Regions from separate parts of the Homo sapiens genome. Here region 2 is linked to region 1. A link is a contact called in ENCODE Hi-C or POLR2A ChIA-PET data. All regions are on one chromosome and are shown on one strand. The core of a region is the stretch at or near the end of the contact, and the rest is flanking DNA. Distances in the headings are between cores, read along the strand shown. Region 1 has its middle 17 kb from the start of LINC02373. Region 2 holds the start of FRS2 (fibroblast growth factor receptor substrate 2).

What was found. A loop is a pair of places that touch in the nucleus more often than their neighbours do. ChIA-PET counts read pairs that join two places held with the same protein, here RNA polymerase II (POLR2A). Pooled maps may share reads with other maps.
Region 2: a map of Caco-2 shows a loop between it and region 1 (4-fold over the local background). The contact joins the promoter of FRS2 here to the enhancer-like site in region 1. A Hi-C loop is called at or near these places in 10 of 168 maps with a recorded cell type or tissue (Caco-2, IMR-90, ascending aorta and 5 more) and 9 of 50 pooled maps. POLR2A ChIA-PET finds 5 or more read pairs at or near these places in 5 of 52 experiments (A673, Caco-2, H1 and 2 more).

Annotation. Positions count from the first base shown.
Region 1 is chr12:69,426,720-69,433,665 of GRCh38, forward strand. It overlaps a transcript of YEATS4 not described here. Among named protein-coding and RNA genes, the nearest start is that of LINC02373, 17 kb to the right of the region's middle. Within about 2 kb of position 4,397, at least 3 of the 41 ENCODE cell types and tissues checked have a DNase peak (open chromatin) inside an H3K27ac peak, as active enhancers do.
Region 2 is chr12:69,468,134-69,475,623 of GRCh38, forward strand. It overlaps FRS2 (fibroblast growth factor receptor substrate 2), which reads left to right and starts at 2,255. Exons shown (of 9, transcript NM_001278356.2): 1 at 2,255-2,397. RefSeq lists enhancers at 1,926-2,427, 2,599-2,648.

The sequences.
Region 1 (6,946 bases), core at 3,147-5,646:
ATTTCTAAACATTCTATTTGTTTAAGGAAACCATTATCTATGGGGGCATTTTGTGAAAAATCAATCTGTTCATTTTAAAAATAATCTTAGAAGAGGTGAAGTGAGGTCTCAAGGGTAGCAGATTAACTCCTAGGATAAGCAAACATTTAATTGTCCTTAATTTTAAACATTATCAGTTTGAGCTTGATCATGATTCCTTTAAAGTGGCTTTATTTCTCAACACATCAAGCATGTGTTGACAAGTTTCTTGAAAGAGAGTTGGAATAATAATTGAAAGAAAGATAATTATTCTTTGCTTGATGTTTGGCTATCTTAATGCCATCTAATGTCAATAAAAGTTACAGCAAATGCCCTAAGAGTATCTGAGTTATTTTCTTGTGATGGATATGAAACACTATATTACTTTTAAGCATTATTCTGTTTGTCACAGATTTCTTTTTGATGCAGTTAAATTTGTTTTATATTAAATACATGTAGAAGTTAAATATAATTAATAGAAATATCCTTAGGGGAAAAAATAAGGTTTGAATTTCGGTGGCAGCATAATCAGCTTGGATTTGTGGATGCCTCTGCCTGTAGGGGTCTGGAATCATTAACCCAAATAAATGAAAAGCATAATTTACGGTAGAGATATTAACCTACTTAATCTTACCTGACATAAGAAACAAAGTAAAAAAAAAAAAATGTTAGTGTATTGCTAAACCACCCAGAACAGAAACACATATACAAACTGAAAAAGAAAAAAGAGTAACTATTGGGTCTGGAAAGGACCCGCAGGGGAATTGTACAAGTTGAGAACCTACCAAGATAAAAATGGAGTACAAGAAACCTGGCAAAGATGACAATCTTGATAATTTGAATCTCAAATGATTTGATCATACTTTCCTGAGAAATACCCCATATGAGACTAGGAAATAATAGCATTCATACTGAAATATGTACATCTTAAATGCAGTCAGCTCTCAACCATCCCACTAATTGATGAGAGTATAGTGGGGCCAGGCAAGGCAGCTCACATCTGTAATCCCAGCACTTTGGGAGGCCAAAGCAGGAGGATCACTTGAAGCCAGGAGTTCGAGACCAGCCTAGGCAGCATAGCAAGACCCCGTCTCTACATAAAAACTAAAACATTAGCTGGGTGTGTCTGATGGCACAAGCCTGTAGTCCTTGCTACTTAGGAGGCTGAGGTGGGAGGATCACTTGAGCCCAGGAGTTTGAGGCCTCAGTGAGCTGTTATTATGCCACTGCATTCTGACCTGGGCAACAGAGTGAGACCTTATCTCTAAAACAAAAAAATTAATAAATAAATAAAAAAGAAATTAGAGTATAGTGGGCCCAAAATCAATCAGCAAATTTGTTAAATGCTAACTATGAGGATTAAAAAGGAGACTTTTGCCAAAAAAAACACTGCCCGGGTTCCTCCAGCTGTGCTCCCTGATCAAACTGGAAATTGCCAATGCCATTTACAACCTGCTTTATTCTTGAGCTTGCCTACTTTCCAGCCCCTCTGGAAAAGGAAAGATAAGAAGAAGTAGGGAGGGAATGGTAAGGGGGTAGGATGGTTCAGGGAGCAGAATTTTAAGAAGGCAATGGCCAGTGATCAAGTGTTGTTCTAAAACAAGAGGAATAAAGAAAGCCTTTGGTTACTTAGAAACAGTCATGATGTTCTTCAAAAGAGTAGTTTCAGACATTCCAACTTCTGGCCATAATGAAGTAGCTGGAACTGGAATTCACCTTGAAGAACTAGAAAAACAGACAAAATATGTGAAACAGCTGTTTCCAGACTTTGGATGATAGGTAATATGGGACTGTGATCCCTGAGATAATGCGGCCTTAAGATCCCCCGGGCTTTCTGCCTGAAGACACATGTCTAGTGATGCAGCAGGGAAGGGCACCTGTGTAAGACACAATGGTCTTATTGAGTTGAGGAGACCAAGATCAGAATTCAGGAGGGTTGAGGTAGCTGGAAATTGTAGGGCAGAGTTGCAGAGTTTCTCTCTCAGAAAGAGAGTTCCAGAAATCTGCATGGTGTCATTTTGAGCCTTTGCTGAATATGGTGAAACTCCATTGAGCGAAGAGAGATTGCGAACTGAACAGCAGTTCCTGAGCTTACGAAGGGCTGGGAATTGCTCAAGGGCTGACCAGCCAGAGGGGAGTGTCCTCACTGATCACTCGGAGCATTCAGTGAAAGCACTAGAAGGGCCATGCCTTGGAAATGTTACTAAACTGTTCCTAGGATAAAAGCTACTTTAGGTCTGCCCTAACAAAGCTTGAAAACAAATCCCAAAAGGGCCAAACTAAACCACAAGTACCTTTCTGCCTGCCACTACAAAACACGACAGTCTTTGAAGGAAGATGTAAGATCTAGACACTCAATAATATAAAACTGACAATGTTCAGCATCCAATAAAAAATGACTAAACAAGTCAAGAAGCAGAAATATGTGACCCATAACCAGAAAAATAATCACTCAAAGGAAACAGACCCAGAAATGACAGATACAGAATTAGCAGAGAAGAATATTAAAACACCTATTATAATTATTGTTGACTATTTAAATGAAAACATGAACAAAGTGAGGAAAGAAATTGAAGGCATTAAAAAAAGAGAGAGAGAGAAGTTTCAGGAGAATGACACCATACTGAAAAAAGAAAGGAGTGAAGAAGACAAAATTAAGGTAGAGAACAAAGACCATTTATTCAAGAAGTATAGCTGGAAAGACAGAAAGGGGTAGCAAGGCAAAGGCTAGGCAGCTGTTGGTTGGTTTTCTTAGAAAAAAAAAGAGAAAAGCAAAAAAGAAAAGCAAAAGAGGACGCAGCTGAGAAAGCAAGCTTTAATTGTTAGAGGAAATTATGTGAGGTTAATGGTTCTAGGAAGCTTTAGGAGAGAACTTATCTCTGAAGAGAAGAGGGATGATTTTATCCTGAGATAATTGAAAGAGGTAAACATAAAATAGAGACAGAAAGTTCAAGGGAATTAAACAAGGCCAGGTTAACTAAGGGAGTTTCAGTAAACAGGAAGCAAAATCCTTCACTAAGAGGTGACAGGATTGGGAAGAGCAATGTGTGAAAAAAAAAAAAAAAAAAAAAATGAGAAGGGAGAACCTGAACCAGAGACTGTGGGAAACAAGCCTCAGAGAAAATGTAAGAGATGAATAATGAAATCCCAGCACTTTGGGAGTCCAAGGCAGGCCAATTGCTTGAGCCCAGGAATTCGAGACCAGCTTGGGCAACATAGTAAGACCCCCATCTCTACTAAAAATAAAAAAATAAAAATTAGCCAGGCATGGTGGCGCATGCCTGTAGTCCCATGTAGTGAGGTGGGAGGATCATTTGATCCTGGGAGGTTGAGGCTACGGTGTGCTGTGATCATGCCACTGCTCTCCAGCCTGGGGGCAGAGTAAGACCCTGTCTCAAAAACAAAAATGAAAATATAAAAAAGAGATGAGTAAGAGGATTGCAAAGGTATAACCCCGTTTTCCCAACACTGTCAATTAATTAGATGCCAGAATTCATAGAAGGAAACCATTAAATGCAAAGGAGGAGTGATTTGAGTTTAAATGTTAAAAAGAAAACTACTGTCCTTTTTATTTAAGTGTGCTAAATCCTAGTGAACTTTCTGGAGGAATAATGATGCCAAAGGAGGAGAATTGTGAAGAAACAGTGGCCTAGGAAAGAAGGAAAATAAGTGGGAAAAACTTTGGATCCGTCAGACAAGAATAGAATGGCTGTAATCTTTAGACTACTAAAATTTTATTTTTATAAAACTACGTTTGTGAACTTGGATAATAAATCTGTGTATAACTGACAATTGGTTGTAATAAAAATGACAAAGTCAGTTACATTTCTGTGTTGTATAGTAAGGTGAATTGGGTCAGGACCCAGAAGACCTAATGTTGTGTGTGACTTCTGACCCTGGCCATCTTTATGGGCTAACCATTAAATTCTCTGAGTTTGTTTCTACATGTACAAAATGAGCAAAATGCTAGTTATGCCGACTCCATAGGAATTTGCACAAATCAAATGAGAGTATAAATGAAAACACTTTGCATGCTGCTAAATGCTATAAAACAAGATCTGTCTAGACCTTTTTTGGGCTATCTATCCAGCTTGCAGTGACTCTTCTTTCTCTGAGTGTTGGCTTTCCAGCCACTGGGACGCCTCTACCTCTAGATAGATAGAAGATTTACTCTATCACTCCACCCACCTACCCACAATTAACTAGACCAGGATTAAACATCTGATCCTAGATGAGTCCATCAGATTCTCCCTCCTGAGAATTTAGAATTGGGGCCAAGACTATTCAATTTGGACTGATTGCTTGAACAGAAATGTAACCTTTGGAGCACTGAGTTGGTCATCTGCTGCTGGCCGAGGGCATGGTGCCACAGAGAAAGCCAGCTGCAGAGAGAATGAAGCCGACAGGCACGGGGAGGCTCTGATAAGAAGAAGAGAGGGAACGGAGCCATCTGACAGCCGTGCACTTCCCGGGTCTTCCTTCTAAGGCCTGATGGCTTTACTGACCTGAGAGTCTGTAAACCACTCCTGTGTCCTATGAATAGAATCTCTTTCATTTTCATAATCTGGCTCATATGTTTTTCTGTAATTTTCAACGGAAGATTTCAACTAAGGCAGTGTAGTGGATTGAATAGTGCCCCTCCAGACTCATGTCTCCCAGAACCTCAGAGTGTGACTTTATTTGGAAATAGAGTCTGCAGATATAATTAGTTACGTTAAAATGAGGTAAGACTGGATTAGAGTGGGCTTGAATCCAATGACTGGTGTCCTTATAAGAAAAAAAGAAGACAGACAGAAATACACACAGAGAAGAAGCCCATATGAAGACACAGGATGGAGAAATTGGCTTTCTGCTGCCACAGGCCAGAGAATGCCTGGGGCCACCAGAAGTTTGAAGAAGCAAAGAAGGATTCTCCCCTACAGACTTCAGAAGGAGCACGGCCTGCTGATAACTGTAGACCTCCAGCCTCCAGAACTGTGAGAGGATATGTATCTGTTATTTTAAGCCACCCAGTTTGTGGTACTTAGTTACAGCAGCCCTAGGGAAGTAATAATAGAAGCACTAGAATAGGAGCGTTGACCTCAAAACTGCTCTTTTCAAACTACACTCTACAGTGAGGAGAACGCTTTGTTGTTCTTAAGTGCCTCCTAGGCCCACAGCCCGCTTCTGAGAAACAGGCTGCTAGTGGCTTATTCTCTGTTGTCATATTTCTTGCCGTATAAAACCAACCCTACTACCCTAGCCACGTTTGTTTGGAGCCAAAGTCCCCTGGGACTGAGCTAGTCAGAAGGAGGCCAAAAAGGACTTCGGGTGTCAAACTGCCCAATAGGGACACTCAACCAGGAAATAGGAATACTAGATAAACAAAGTGTAGTTATCCCAATCCATGCTGAGCCTTTATTCTTTTTCTCCATGAGCCTGTACACATCCCTGGGAAGCTCTGAGACCAAGACTGGCTGCCCAGCTAAGGAGGCGAAGGACATCCCATGCTGCCCCATGAACCCTGGCAATAAACACCCATTATTGGGATTATCTGGGTATATTATCCTGTTCCAACCTGCTTTAGTCAACACGGGCTACCATAACAAAATACCATAGATTGGGTGGCTTAAACAACAGAAATGTCTCACATTTCTGGAGGCTGGGAAGTCCCAGATCAGGTGCCAGTCAATTCCTGTTGAACAGTCTCTTCCCAGCTTGCAGAGGGCCACCTTCTCGTCGTGTCCTCACATGGCCTTTCCTCAGCACGGGGCGAGAGAGAGAGACATTGCTCTCTTCCGCTTCTTATAAGGTCGTCAATTTTCTTAGATTAGGATCTTACCCTTATGACTCTGTTTAACCTCATTTACCTCCCAAAAGCCTTATCTCCAAATACAATTATATTGGGGGTTAGGACTTCAACATATGAATTTGGGGTGGGGGTACAATTCCGTTTACAGCAAATCTTAAAGGATCTAACTAATGTAGGCTAGGCTAAAGGTCCTCGTGTATGTATGTAACTGCCACACAGGCTTAATATGTGTTTTTGAGGAGTGGGGAGGAAGCCCAGAAAACATTCCCTAAACTTTGCTCCTGCTTCCTCCTCCCCTACACCCTGGTGGTACCAGAGGAAACCCCAAGTCCTCTGAGAATGTTTGCTGGGGAGCTTGTTTCATGGGATTGGCCCTGTCCTGAAGAAGGCAAAATGTATTCTGGGTGTATGTGCACAGGGTCAAATTTATTTTTTCCCTTTAACATCTTGTTAGAATATTTTCACCAAACAGCTGACTCATTCATAATTCTAAAGCAGGAGTCACACTGAAAGACAATCTCAGATAATTTTTGTCACCTCACAAAGACACAAAGTGCTTCTAATTATGTAAACAAGGATGTGTGTGTGTGTGTGTGTGTGTGTGTGTGTGTGTGTGTGTGTGTTCACACTTCTTATATGCCAGGTGTTGTGCTAAGTGATTTTTATATATACAATATACATACACTTTATCCTTACAACAGCCTCATGAGGCAGTGGTGTTATTCTCCTTTAACAGCCCAGACAATTAAGGCACAGTGAGGTTAAGTAATTTGTCCAAGATCATACAGTACTAATGCTAGGACTTGACATAATATGGCTTCTGAGTCTGTGCCTTTACTTACTACCCTGTATTGCTAAGTTAATAAACCATTAGTCCCAGCTATAAGAAACTGTTAGTGTAGTGGTTGGGGCAAAGGACGAGTAAGGGGTATATAGATGGAAAGATCAAAATGTAAACAACTACAGTGCAAAATGTAAAAAGTTCTATAATAGAGAATGTGCAAAAAGATATGGAATCAGAAAATTATCATGAGAAAGACATTCTTTTGCATGAACCATTTCTGAGCCTATTAGTCTCCATAGACTTTGATGGTCATAGAGTAACTGACAGTCCCAGAAGTAAACATAAATTACCTT
Region 2 (7,490 bases), core at 1,005-3,504, 39 kb after region 1:
GTAAGAGTTATCCCTGTTGGAAAAAATTAGAAAAAAAGAGGAATATGTGGAAGACAAGATATTAGTTCTTAATATCTTATGCAGTGGTTCTTAAACTTGACAGTATATCAGAATCTCCTGGAGGGCCTGTTAAAACACAGATTGCTGGGTCCCACCCCAGAGCTTCTGATTCATAAGATCTGGGGCGGGACCCAGTAATGTGCATCTGTAACAAGTTCACAGATGATGTTGAGAGGCTTAGTCCAGGGACTTCTAGGGGTGGGGCCCAGCAATCTGTTTTAACAAGCCCTTTAGGTGGTTCTGATGCACTCTCAAATTTGAGAACCACTGGGATAGTGGTGAAAAGCATCTGAGAATATGGTCTGCAAATTCAAACCCAGGCGGCTCCATTTACCAGTTAGATGACCAGATTAAATGACTAACCTCTAGCACCTCTGCATCCCACACAGAGCCTGATAATATCTGTGATTCAGGATTCCTCTCACTATCCCTTTAGGCCTTGAGTAAAAAGAGATGTCGGTGAGTCCTGCCAACCCACGCTGTTTTTTACTTCTTCACACTCTGAGGCACAAAAGGCTGCTTGAATTTGAGTATTACGGAAGTATTTGCCAACACTTCTGCGATCACAAAAATAAAGTAAGAAAGCCCTGTAAATAAAGCCAAGAGCAGTGGCATTGTTTGCATCTTAAATTTGTAATAATGGGTTTTCAACTTTTTTCCTTTCCCCTGCCTTTCATAGTAGAAACATTTAAAAATCTTCCCCGCCACCCCCCCCCCCCCCAGTTTCAAGAGATGTTAGTACATTTGTTTTGCAGATAGTATGCATTGCTAAGAGGCTTTTTTTTCTTTCCCTGCATCCCAGATACAGAATCTGCCTCAGATATCTGGTGCCTTTCTGATTTTGTGGCTGAGGAATCCCACGCCCTCCTCCTTTCCATCCCTTTTCCCTGTCTGGTATGTAACTCTGTGGGTCCTCATATTATCACTGCATGGAGCTTCACAAGCACCTGTATTTTTCCAGTTGTAAAAACCCCTACTCTTTCTTTTTTTTTTTTTTTTTTTTTTTGAGACGGAGTCTCGCTCTGTCGCCCAGGCCGGACTGCGGACTGCAGTGGCGCAATCTCGGCTCACTGCAAGCTCCGCTTCCCGGGTTCACGCCATTCTCCTGCCTCAGCCTCCCGAGTAGCTGGGACTACAGGCGCCCGCCACCGCGCCCGGCTAATTTTTTGTATTTTTAGTAGAGACGGGGTTTCACCTTGTTAGCCAGGATGGTCTCGATCTCCTGACCTCATGATCCACCCGCCTCGGCCTCCCAAAGTGCTGGGATTACAGGCGTGAGCCACCGCGCCCGGCCAACCCCTACTCTTTCTTATTTCCTTAACTAATCTTTTCTATTGCCTATTGCTGATGAGGTATAAGAATCGTTAACTTTTATCCAATGCCAGACATTCTGAAATGTTTATCATGCATTATCATTTTGGATTCCTACAATGCAGAGATGATTTTATAACTTGCCAGGGTGAAAAAATAAAAGTAAATAAAAGGAGACAAGCAAAAAGATTCCAGATCCCCACCCCAACCCCCCCAACCCCCCAACCCCAGCTCTCGCCTCTGTTGAAGTCACCAGTGATGACAGAATATAGGAATATAGTTTGAGCCCTGTTTTTAAATAATTTCAAAATCTTGGTATAGGTAGATGAGATTTATACACACGTGAATTAAAATCAACCAACATTTGTGAGATTGGGTTTGGTATCTTTGACCGTTTTTCTCCCCTGCAAGACGTAGATAATAGCACCAACCCCAAGGAGTTTGGGGATGATTAAATAAGTTAATGCACCCGAAGGGACTTAATACAGTGCCTACCACGTAGTAAGCGTTCAATAAATGTTAACTATTATCATTATTTTTTAAAGGAGGCAGATTGGAGCGTAGAGTACACTGAAGGGAGTCGGGAGGCCGGGTGTAGGCACTGGATTCTTGCACCTAATTCTCCGAGCCTCGGTTTCCTTATTTGTAAAATTAGCTGGCTGGAGTAAAACAACTCAAACAGCAGTTAAAGCAAAGGGTGCAGCAGTAGCCGGGGAATCGAGGAGGCGCGGGGCGGAAAGGGTTAGTTAGGAGCCCAGAGGCTGATCTGTGGGCGCCCGGCGAGAGAGGCCCCGCCCCGCCCTGGAGGCCCTGGCAGCTCCGGGCTGAGAGCAGTTCCGGTGCCAAAACCCTTCCCTCCCCCGCTCCCCCGGAAGTGCTTTTCCAAGATTCGGGCCGGAGAGAGGCCTTGTAGGCACAGCGGCTGAGACTCGATCTGCTCCAAGTAGGGGCTCCAGCGCGGGTCGGAGTCTGGGGGTTCGCGCCCGCCGACCCGCGCCCTGCTCCCTCTCAGCACCTGGGCGGACGGTGAGTGGCTAGGGAAACGGACTGGGACGGCCGCGGGCCCGCGTCGGAGCTGGCGTTCTCGTGCCCCCGCTGCCCGCTTCGGGATCCGGGCTGAGGGCTCGGCTGCCGGCGTCCGGGGAAGGGGATTGTCGACCGCCGCGGACTTCTCCGGGCCAGCGGGACGGGAAGAGCTGGCTGTGGGTCCATGGGGTGGGCGGGGCGGAGCCAGGGAGGGGGTTCCCAGAGCTGTTGTTGCTGTTGGGACTCGAGAGTGGGGATGGGCTGGGCCTCTGTTCGTCCGTCCGACCCCCCTCATGTGTGCTGCCCCAAACCTCGCCGCTCCCTAGTTTGGTATTCTGTGTCCGGCCTGGGGTAGTAGCTGGACACCAGACTCAATCTTGGGCTCCAGTTCCCGACTTTTCGCCTCCTCTGGGTCTGTCCTGGGGTCAGTAATTAACCCGGGTCCCAGGGGTGTCGTCTTTTCCCTCCAGGGTGGGGCGCTGCCTGTACATGCCAGGGATCTTTTGCAGGGCTTTTCATCCAGATTTGCTTCAGGGTTGTCCGGGATCGATTTGGACTGGGCTCGGAACCGGTCCTGGATACGTAGGTCGCTGTGGCACCAGCATGCTCTGTATCATCTTTACTCACTTGAAAGCTTGCTGAAGCTGTTGTTGAAGTAAACTTAAAGAAAAAACTTGCTTAAGGAAAATCAGTAGTTTAGACACCCCCTCCCCCGCCTTTTTTTGCAGACATACTAAAAAAAAAAAGATGCTTTTCTCTAATCTACACTCTTAATTCTTTTGGCTATCTGATGTCACAGTTGTATGATGAGTTCATTCAGAGGCTGTACGAATTGATTTTAAAGAGTTGGACAGTTATATCCTTTCTCCCAAAGTTTGTTTACCTTCATATTTGGAACTGTCATTTTTCTTAAGGAAAAATTGTTCTTGGATTTTCTTGAGAGATTCCTTACACTGTTAAAATTGTTGCTGCAATGCAGAGTTTCACACAGGTGGGCAGAGATGTTTTGTTTAAACTTATTCCATGAAGTGTTTACTTCGGATAAACTGAGGATTTCCTAGGGGAGAAAGTGATGTAGGTAGGTTTAGTGAACAGATTTTAGGTAGTAAACTTTACTGCTGAAAGGTTTGTAGGAAATATGGGTTTTCCACAATAAATGGTGATTTAAAAACTTTTTATAAGGGAATGCAGTTACTGCAGATTATTGCTATTAGCAGATGGCCACTGTTTTTGCAGCGTAAAGTATTCACAAATCACCTTCTTGAAACCAGTGACGCTATCTGCAACTCTCATCTTGTGTGTAGATTAGGGTTTATTCTGTAGTTTTTTGGGTACTTATGTCATTCTCTTTCCTCCCACCCCTGAAAGGGGAGGTGGTATCATGAATCAGGAAAAATAGACTGAAGTGACAAGTTCAGTGAGCTTTTCCTATGCAAAGGAAAATTTATTTCAAGGTTGTTGATTTTGAACAGGCAAAGGGTAGATGATTTTTAAAGTCCTTGGAAAAAATTGTGGAGAGATTAGCTGCACAACTTTTCTTTTTCCTCTTCCTTTCTTTTCTTTTTTCTTTCTTTTCGAGACAGCCTCATTCTGCTGCCCAGGCTGCAGCACAGTGGCCCCATCATAGCTCACTGCAGCCTCCAACTCCTGGACTCAAGCAGTCCTTCTGTCTCAGACTCCTGAGTGGCTAGGACTATAGGCACCAACCACCACACCTGGCTAATTTTTTTTTTTTTTTTTTTTGTAGAGCCGAGGTTTCACTATGTTGCCCAGGCTGGTCTTGAACTCCTGGGCTCAAGTGATCCTCCCATCTCGGCCTTCCAAAGTGCTGGGATTACAGTTGTGAGCCACCATCCCCAGCATATTTGCACAACTTTTAAATTTAGATAGAAACTGTAGCTTCTTCCACATGTGAAGTACTTAATTATTTAGAGCATAAGATTGGAATATTGGAATTGAGAGAATCTGGAAAAATAGTTAAGTTAGATGTAGTTACAGATTTGCAGGTATGACAATGTATTTTTAAGGGAAATACTTCAAGAGTTTTAAGAGCAGAGAAAGGTGATTGGGGAAAATCAGATACTGATTGTATTTTTATATTATACAAGTCAATTCAACAAACACTGAGCATTTGCTATGCATGTTATGCTATGTTATGCATAGCATGCTATTTGCTATGCTATGTTAGGTAACTATGTAAGGAGCAAATAAAGGTATAGCCATAACAGTTGAGTTTCATGTTTTGGTAATAATTTCTGAAATCATGAAGAGTTGAGTTGTATTCTTTAGGCATACTAACAATTTTTTTTGTAATTGGGACTTAACATTGGCGATGGGTGTTGAGTGCTTCATGAAAAGCGCTATACTAGGCATTTTAGGATATAAAGATTAAACTTTTGGTTTTTAGGAATTTGAAATCTAGAAGGGGATATAAGATTTGTGTAAACATTTACAACATAAACATTTGTAAATACTTATGGGTGGTTTGAGGTAAAGTTTGGAGTAAATTATACAAAAGAAGAAAGGGTTCATTTTTAGCTTAAGTAATGGAAATTTGTGGAGATAGCTCAGAAGCTACTGTTTATTGAGCATTTACTGAACAGACTTAATGCTAGTTGCTGTTTACAGCATTTTCTTAGCTTCACAGCAATATGTAAGTACCTTAATAATGAGGACAGTGAGGCTCAAATATGTTAAGTTACTTGCCTGGGCTATGTGGCTAGCATGTAACAGCCCCAATTTGAATCCAAATCTGTCTGGTGCCAAAGCCTGTGTGTTTCTACTGCATCATGTTGCTCCCCAATAAACTGGTAACCTGAGTTTAATGTTACAGAGAATAAGACTTTTCTAAGACAAAGATTTATGGATTGGGAGTAGGTGGGTGAAGAAGGCCTTTCAAATAAAGAGAATGATGTGAGCAGAAGTGTGGAGGTGGGAAAGTTCATTGTGTACTTGGAGAAAAGTTAGTGGACCAGATTACCTGGAATATACTGTTCATTTTTGGGAATTAGAGATGAGGTTTGAATTTTAAGTGGGGGCAGGATTGTGGAGCATGTTTAAGTGCTGCTTTTAGAAGTTTGACATTTGGGGAAAAAAAGTTCGACGTTTGGGAGGTAATGAGAAGTTACCAAGGTCTAATAGAGTAGTGTGCAGAATGATTTGATGTGGAAAGCTGACTTTCAATGTAGTATAAATACTGGGCAAGGGCAGTGGTAATGGAATTAGAGTGAAGGCTCTGCAGGACCTCAATGTCGTAGGTGGGTGGCGAGGAGGAGGGGTTTTTGGAGCAGGTTTGGAGGAGATGGAAGGTGAAGATTACACTTTTGTTTTTGAGACAGAGTCTAGCTTTGTTGCCAGGCTGGAGTGCGGTGGCGTGATCTTGGCTCACTGCAACCTCCGCCTCCTGGGTTCAAGTGATTGTCCTGCTTCATCTTCCCGAATAGCTGGGACTACAGGTGCTCACCACCACGCCCAGCTAACTTTTGTATTTTTAGTAGAGACGGGGTTTCACCATGTTGACCAGGATGGTCTCGATCTCTTGACCTCGTGATCCGCCTGCCTCAGCCTCCCAAAGTGCTGGGATTACAGGTGTGAGCCACTGCGCCCAGCTGAAGATTACACTTTTTAAGTGTCGGAGATGTTGACGGTGGTACTCTTACTAGAAATACGGGCAAGGAGGTACGTAATGAGATCAGTTTTGGATTTGTTGACTTTTTTGTATACTTGCCAAACGCTGGAAATGTCCAAAGGCTTTTGGAAATGTGGATTTGTGGTTAAGGGGAGAGGTCAGGACTAGGCATATATTAAACATGGGTTTAGTGAATAATACAAATAGGTGTACTGGTTGAATCTGTGTAAGAAGATGAAAGTGCCAAGGGAGAATGTAGAGGGGAAAGAAAAAAAAAACTTCTGTTTTAAATGGCATCTGTTTAAAACAGAAGGAAATATGCTAAGTGATTTATTTTATGCAGTGGGTAAAGAATTTGATAGTATGTCCACTGCTTCTTCACACTGTAGGTTCACACGGAGTAGAAAGAATCTGATCATTAAAAATCCAATTGGGAAATACAGTTTTCTTGCCCTGGGTAGCAAGAATACTATGCTATCTTTACCCTGTTTCAGGGAGGACAAACTACTTCAGACTCATTTCATCCAGAGTGTCAGATTTGGTTACTTAAAAGCTATGTTAGCTTGTTTCTTTTGGACATTTGTTTGGCAAGTGGTATGTGAGGAGTTGGAAGCAAATCTCTGATACAGTATTTCACTTATTTATGTGTATGACATCGATTTTGGTTTCAAAATCAAGAACCTCTGAATATTCAAAGATAATATTTACATCTCATTAAGGCTGTTAATATTGCTTTTTATAGAAAATGGCATTTGATTACATATTTTTCTTCCAACTCTATTTTATAAGTTCTTTTGATTAACATGATTAGTTTTGGCTTATAATGTTTGGATTATATTAGAGGGATAGAATAAGATACTTTTATCCATTATATGATAACACATATGAAAGTTACATATTTTATTTTGGAAACTGTTTAAGAACTGTAAATTTATAGAATTTTGTGTGGTTTTCTGTTTAGGTATTTAAATAGGGGGAACTTGAGTATTAATGTGTAAAAGATTATAATAGTTTGCAGAATGAGGCTTAGAGTTGTAACTTTTTGAGGGCAAGTTTATTATTTTTAGACTGAGTTACCATGGAAGTGTTTATTTCCTTCTTGAGAATTAATACATTCCTTTTGTTTTTCAGGAATATGTTTTCCACTATATCACAGGCACTTGGGAATGTCGAAAGAGTCCTGTGTCAGTGTTGTTGGAGGCAGGGGGTTTTGTGTGTGCTTTGTCTGGGCTGTTTGGCTTAGTTTCAGTAAGCCTGGTATTAATGAGGCAAAGGTCAGGAGTTCCATTTAGCTTCAGTCTAAATGATGGCCAGGGAGTACACCCCTCACTCCCTCCAGCTGTCTTGGAAATTCCTTGGTTGTCATTGGTCACAAAGGTGACTAGATGAGGGTGGATTGTTATACCACTGGAAGAATATTAGAGGAAACTTAGGATAATGGCTGGGACCTCTGACTCTAGAATTA